Linked DNA regions of Mus musculus: region 1 is linked to region 2. The links are chromatin contacts, found by Hi-C or POLR2A ChIA-PET in ENCODE. All regions are on one chromosome and are shown on one strand. Each heading gives the region's core, a stretch centred on a gene start or an enhancer-like site at or near the end of the contact. The rest is flanking DNA. Distances are from core to core; before and after follow the strand shown.

Region 1 (3,223 bases), core at 684-3,183, 370 kb after region 2:
GCTGGGGGAGGGGAGACTACATTTGATTACTTATATTTTTGGTTGTGTGGTTCTTTAGCATAGACTTTGTTTAGACATACCTGGTTTAAGAGACTCTCCACCCTGAAAAACCAAAGAGGCCTGGCACAAGGTCAGAACTTCTCGTTGTTAAGCTGTGGGAAACCCCTAAATAAGTAGTCCAAGGCTAGGTAAAGGGGAAATACATGTACTGTCTACACTGTCCAGAGTCAAAGGAGACTCCGTTCTAACCTACTCTTTCAGAGAGTCAGACTTAGGTAAAACTAGATCGTGCAGAAAAAAATTTCAAGAGGGGCCAATAGGAAATGGAGTTGGATATTCTTTAACAACAGAAAAGACAAGCACTTCGGGGTTGGGGGAATAAGATACAACAGAGCTTGCTTATGGATATGGGCTCCTCGAAGAAGAGCCTACATTATTGCCTTAGAATAGTCATATATATGATATATATGTCATTGTGTGTGTGTGTGTATGTGTGTGCATATATCACATATATGTATGTATGTATATATATATGTATGTACACACACATATATACACACATATATGTATGTATATATATATATATGTATATATACACACACACACATATATATAAATGGTTGCATGATTTAAATAAATCTTATTTATTTCAAGGAATTTAGATGAGATCCCAGAATGGTTCCTGGGCACCTTATGACAGGATTACAATGGATAAGATTAACATAAACCCTGAGTTACTGGGATATTAGAAGAAAGGATATTTCCACTGCAAACCAAATTAACATCTTTTACTTCTAGAAATGTATTATCATATATCTCCACGATATATGTATAAAGGTTCACATCCCAGGCTGTGCATGTATAGGTAAAAGAAGAAGTCCGGAGTTGGTTCTCTCCTTCCACATGGGTTCTGGGGATGGAACTCAGATCTCCAGGCTTGCAAAGCCCCACCCCCACGTCGCTACCCACTGAGCTGTCTCACCAGCTTTAACAGTCTTGTTTGTAAGCGTTCCAAACAATATTCTGTAGAGAAAAATCAAGCCATCCTCAAGATAATGTAAGCTTAGGACTTAAGCATGATTCATTGCTAATTTGGCAAAGTATTTCTATGTGAAAAGAATCTTTGGGGTGGGGAGAGGGCTCGGTCAGTATAGCACTTGCCTCACAAGTGTGAGGACCTGAGCTTGATTCCCTAGAACCTACACAGAAAGTCAGGCATTACCATGAAACCTGCAGGATGGCAAAATGGGAGGTAGGAGCAGGCAGGTGGGCGGACCCTCTGGCCATCTAACCTGGCCTACTTCAGGGAGCAGACCAGAAGCTAGAGGTAGGACGCAAGTGCCTTTGCTGCATTTGCTGAAGACCAGAGATGAGTCCCTAGTACCTATATCTGGGAGCTTTCAACCACTGAAAACTCCAGCTTCAGTCGATCAAACATCTTCTCCTGACCACAATAGACCCTTGCACATACATACATACATACATACATACATACATACATACATACATACATAGAAACACCCATACACAAAAACAACAAAAAACCTGAGAAACCCCCATCTCAAGCAAAAACTGGGGATCACCTGGTGAAGAAGGACACTTGAGGTTGCCCTGTGACCTTCACATGTTGGGCCTTCAGACACATACACAGGAATATTGTTTGTATGACAGCAACTTTCACAGCAAATTTTAACTTTAAAAAGAAAAAAAATCTTGCTTTCGGCTGGCTAGAGGTTTCAACTAGGCCCCAAAATGAGGGTTCATTTTCTTCCTGACCCCATAAGTTCCACTTTTCTGCACGTCTCACCATTTCAGACACTTCTAGGGAGGGCTATCAGGGGGCCATCTTGGAGATTTTTTTGCCCTGACTCCTAGCTTTGTGCATCCCAGCTGTGGCTGGATTTGAGAAATGGCAGCTTCAGATTGCTCTCTGTCAAAGCATTTAGGGGGAAGTTGCCCTAAGGTTCTGAAAGGACTGGCTGCAGGAAGAGAAACCCTTACTAGTGAGAGGCTGTCTGCTCTGCTTCCTCCAGGGGAAACTTAAGGACTTTAGATCAGGCAGCTCCCTGCCGGGAGCAAGGGGGGGCGGGGGGGGGGGGGTGAGATCAGGCGAAGGAGGGCCAGCCCTTCCCCTTGTCATTCTCCAAATTAGGGCTGGCTGCCATTATTTTTTTTCCAATTAAAAATACTGAAGAGAACTTAAAGGAGACCAGTCCTGTGTCTGTAAATAAATAGCCTGTTTGGCTATTCAGAAAAGGCACCATGTTGCGTGAGTTATTGGATGTATTGTCTTTAATATGTGAATGTGTTCTCTAAAACAAAGTGGCAGCCATCTATACAATTAATTAGTATCAAAGCTCCTTTCATGTACCCTTCACAGCAAGGGGGAGAGAAGTAAACTACTTAAACGAATAAACTTTTAAAAAGAAAGAAAGAAACCTAAATAAATAAATAAACCCCTCACTCTAGGCAAAGTAACCCCCGGAACTTATGATAAAGAGATCTTAATTAACCCCAAATCCATCTACTCTTCTCTGCTCCAGAACCGAAACAGAATGCTAAGGCAATTTACTCGGAGAGCAGTTTTGCACCATAAATCTGGGCCATGTTTTTCTGTGCGTTTGCCCTGCAGTAAGCTTAAAGAGAAACTCAACCACCAAACAGCCTTGGAGGCAAAGCAAAGCCCTAATCACCCGCAATGGTGATTGCATAACACCCGCCTCCCAACCCCCACTCCTAAGCATCAAGAGGCAGGCTTTGGCTTCTGGTTAGAGCACATGCCTTTCTTTTTTTTGCCTGTGTGAGAATCATTGAAAATGCTCTTTAAGGACCAAAAGTCAGGGCACGTGTGTTTTCAGAAGAAATGGAGGTCACTTGAGGGTGACTTCTGAGTACATCCCCCAAGCCAAAATGAATCTGTATCGATATCTAAAGTGCATCTGCTTTTAGAGCAGAAGCCACCATCTGTTCCTAATTGGTGCCCTGGAGGTACTCCCTGTGGAAAAAAAGGGCCTGGCCGCAGCAGCCGCGCCTCCCCGGGGCTGCAGACTCCGCTCGGGGCCTTGCTGGTGCAATCGAGTGCTCCTCTCTTAGATAATGCCAGGTATTCTGGAAAGTAGCCGTGTAATAATACACAAACCCCTGATGATGTCAGCGTGTTATTGACTTTCCAAGTCTGAATGACTGAGCAGAGGAGAGGGGGGGTGGGGCGCCATCCATCCGG
Region 2 (3,645 bases), core at 768-3,267:
AGAAGTCACCATTACTAGCCTTTAAGATCACAGCCTATACACTAACAAATCTAGTTCAACTGTCCACCTTCAATAACCAATTAAAAGAGCCAAAAAATTAATAACAATAACATTGATAATAAAAGCAAAGAGAAAGAGAGGTATATTTAAACTGGCCACTTGCGAAAGAGGGATGAAGAGATCCAGTGAAACTCTCCCTCATCATCCTGAAATGAGATAAACAAATGGCTATGGACAGGCTGTCCTATGTCTTGTCAAGGTGTGGTTTCAGCCTAGTTGCAAGGGTTTCATTCTTTCAGAGAGCTAAGTTTCCAGTCCGGCTGGCATGTTTTGTTCTCCTACTGTGGGGAAATTCCCATTTCTTAGGGTTCCTGTTCCAGTGGTTTGATAGTCATAGAGAGACATGGGTATCTCTTTAGGACACCTTCAGCTCTGCCAGACACATTGCATCATGACTTATGCAGTGGTCTTTGGTTACCATCTCATTCATGAAAACCTGCTAATGAGGGGTGGAGCCTAGATCCAAACCATATGCTCCTTGACAGCAGAGTGATTAAGAACTTCCCTGGGCCAAGATGTACAAAAACAGTGTAGTGTGGCATATGAAAATGTCCTTTCGGCAGTAGAGTGCCTTTGCTCAGAATATTCTAGAAATTTAAGATTCTCTATTCCCACTAATGTTGAAAGGAAGCTCCAGGGCAAGAACTAAAATAAAATAAAACCTCTCACCCACATTACAAAGGAAATGAAGGAAAAAACTTTATGTATTTAAACAGTAAGAAGTTAACCAGTTCCCAAAGTTGAGTAAATTTGTTTCAATCTTACAAGTTTGACCAAAGATCAGTTAAATAACAAGTAAAAATTCTCTGTAGAGATTTTTAGAGATGACTAGCAGAATGCCGTATGCCACTGATACCTGTGTTTCCCTCAGGCCTAACGAGTCAAGAAGAAAACCAACCATGCTTGCCAAGTTCCCTTAATTTCCCACAGTGGAACAATGTCTGCTCAAGGAGCCTCTGTCCTGAAATGACTCAAGGCCTTCCTCCCTTGAGCAAGCACAGAAAAACATGGGGGGAGGGGACCCACATGCCAGAATCTTGCTAGCCCATCAAGGGCCTCATTATATAAACAGTAATGAAATGACTGGGGTTGATAAGTAACTAAACTTGCAGGTAAGTGTTCAAACTAATGATTTCATATATGTACACGTCTATACAAAATACACTTATCTCCCTTCCCCAGTCTATTACAAGGACAACAAGATTCTAATAAGGGCATTTCATTGTTCTAGACAGCAAACCTTCATTGGTTTTTTTTTTTTTTTTGGGGTGGGGAGGTTGTTGTTTTGTTTTGTTTTGTTTTGTTTTTAGTGTCACACAAGACAAAACCTATTGCGTTTGAAAAACAAAAGCATTTTTAGATCAAAACAGAGCAGGGACTTGCAAGATGAATAATACATACAAGTAAGGCACCCACCTCAGTTTTGTTGTGATTTATCAGCATGCAAGGGATGGGACAAAAATAAAGGGAAAACGATTCGATTGTTAAATCAAGCCTTCTCAGCTTCCTGGCTGTAGTCAATTTGCCAAAAGCCTTTTCTCTACTGTAATCCCATTTTTCAACATCTCATAACTAGAACCTGATTGATCATGTGGTCACATCCAGCCCAGACTCATTAGGCCAATTAAATCAAAGCATGTGTGCTGGAGATTCCAGCTCAGGGGCTGCTGCAGTGCCAGCAACAGCTTGGCTTGCCCACATTCCACAGGGTCTTATTTCAAGTGGTGTGATCCCCACATGGACGGTTTGATTTATTAAAGGGGACATTTTGTCACTCAGAAGGACTTCTCAGGACACTGGGTGGTGGGAGAGCAGTGAAACCAGGGCAATGTGACAAAAATAGGAGAACTTGTCACCCAAACCCGGAGGCAGCTCACACACACAGCAATGTATTTTAAGCATGAAGAAAATAGACTCTGTCTTAACAGCCTGGTTCTGTCAGAAGAGCGTCTCCCAGAGAGCCCTTCTTGGCTGTGGACTGTTCTGAGAACCTTTTTCATCTTTGTTGCCAAGGCAGCTGGGGGGAGGGGAAGCTGTGCTGGGTTTCCAAAGAATTGAGCAGCCAATACTATGAGCTTCCAGAACAGTGGGGCAGTGGCAGCCTCATCCTTAAGGAAAGGGGACTAAGAGATACAAGGAAGACTCAAGCTTGGGCAGTTTTTTAGAACCCTGACTCTGTCTGAAGAAAGCATCATGTGAGGTTCGGGTCTAATGGGTTAGGGACTAATTAATTGGCCAAAGATTTGACAAGGCTGAGGGTGGAAAGGCTCTTGGTTTTAGGGAGTATTTGGGTGTAGGAAGCAGCCCTGAAAGGTGAGCTCCCAGTCTGACTTTTAGATCCTGACAAGGAACATGGAGATGGAGGGAGGGAGCAGTGGAAGATTGTCTGTCCACGCTTCAGGGAAATGCCCTGACCTATTCACTCCTCTGTGCCCAGAGCTACAGCCTCAACACGCCTGAGTAGGAAGGATGTGTCTAAATCCACTCTGTGCTTTTGGTTTGTTTTTATCTTTGGAGAGAGAGAGAGAGAGAGAGAGAGAGAGAGAGAGAGAGAGAGAGAGAGAGAGAGAGAGAGTTTAAAATCTATTTTTGCCCAGGCATGAGTGATCATGCCTGTGTATCCTAGAGCGTGGGAGGCAGAAGGCAGGAAAGTGGCAGCTCACTTGAGATCTACATAGTGAATCCCAGCTAGGGGTCCATACTGGAATCCTGTCTCAAAAACACAAACAAAAAGATTTTCTTTGTGGCCACACAATTCAGTTCTATATTAGCTAATGAGTCACTTTTATGGACTTTTCAAAAAACTTACATACCACAGAACTTTAGAATTAAGAGCATTTTGGCCCAATATATTTGGTTACAAATGAGAGGACAGAGGTCTAGAAAATTTATTTCTCGAAAGAGATAAAGAAAGCTAAGAACTGAGCTAAAGATTTTCAGATGCAAACTTAAAGCCTTACTCAAAGGCTTCTGTGATGTGGAGGTCAGGGGTGGAGCTCTATTACAGGCATGTCCCCCAGAGCCCAGACTGCTCTCCACAACCCAATTCCTACTGGTCCTTTCCTTCTGCAGTCTTCAGCATCCCCCATCTCCTTGAGTAGTCTGATGCTTCTCACTAACACTGGACTTCAGTGGGCAATCAGATGACACTCCATCTCCACACAGCACAATGAAACTTCAGCCAGACACTTGTTCTTTCTTATCTTTCAGAAAATAAGCCATGAATTCCAGAACCGTCTCTGTGAGACAACTGGTCATCTCAGCTTGTTCTAACCCAGGGCCCCATTCATTCAGGACACCCTGGAGTGTTCAAGGAAAGTGATCTGCAAGCAGTAGGTCAGTAGGTCACACCCAGCAAGGAAACTCACCACAGGACAGACTGGAGGACACAGAAAAGTGATTCACAAAGAACCACCTCCTAGTTTCACTCTGTGAGGGTGCAAGTAGCCACACAGGACAGCAGGGGTGGGGTGGGGTGGTGAGGACCTAGAAAGGGTCCTGGTGTCATCAGCAAAGCAGGTGCTGGTGAGAAAGAGCATTGAATCAGGTCAACCAGGTGAATGACACTGGTTTCCTTTAAGGATT

Evidence for each region. Hi-C counts contacts between places; a loop is a spot of excess contacts on that map. ChIA-PET counts read pairs that join two places held with the same protein, here RNA polymerase II (POLR2A).
Region 1: a loop to region 2 is called in a map of heart, with 2.5 times the contacts of the local background. The contact joins two enhancer-like sites. A Hi-C loop is called at or near these places in 13 of 37 maps with a recorded cell type or tissue (Patski, T-helper 2 cell, gastrocnemius and 2 more). POLR2A ChIA-PET finds 5 or more read pairs at or near these places in 1 of 5 experiments (Patski).

The regions. Positions count from the first base shown.
Region 1 is chr3:21,932,943-21,936,165 of GRCm38, forward strand. The region is part of intron 3 of Gm31813 (a long non-coding RNA gene); the gene reads right to left. Among named protein-coding and RNA genes, the nearest start is that of Gm31813, 30 kb to the right of the region's middle. Within about 2 kb of position 1,934, at least 1 of the 3 ENCODE cell types and tissues checked has a DNase peak (open chromatin) inside an H3K27ac peak, as active enhancers do; it is heart, where a contact is called at or near this core.
Region 2 is chr3:21,562,599-21,566,243 of GRCm38, forward strand. No RefSeq gene overlaps it. Among named protein-coding and RNA genes, the nearest start is that of Gm31610, 75 kb to the left of the region's middle. Within about 2 kb of position 2,018, at least 1 of the 3 ENCODE cell types and tissues checked has a DNase peak (open chromatin) inside an H3K27ac peak, as active enhancers do; it is heart, where a contact is called at or near this core.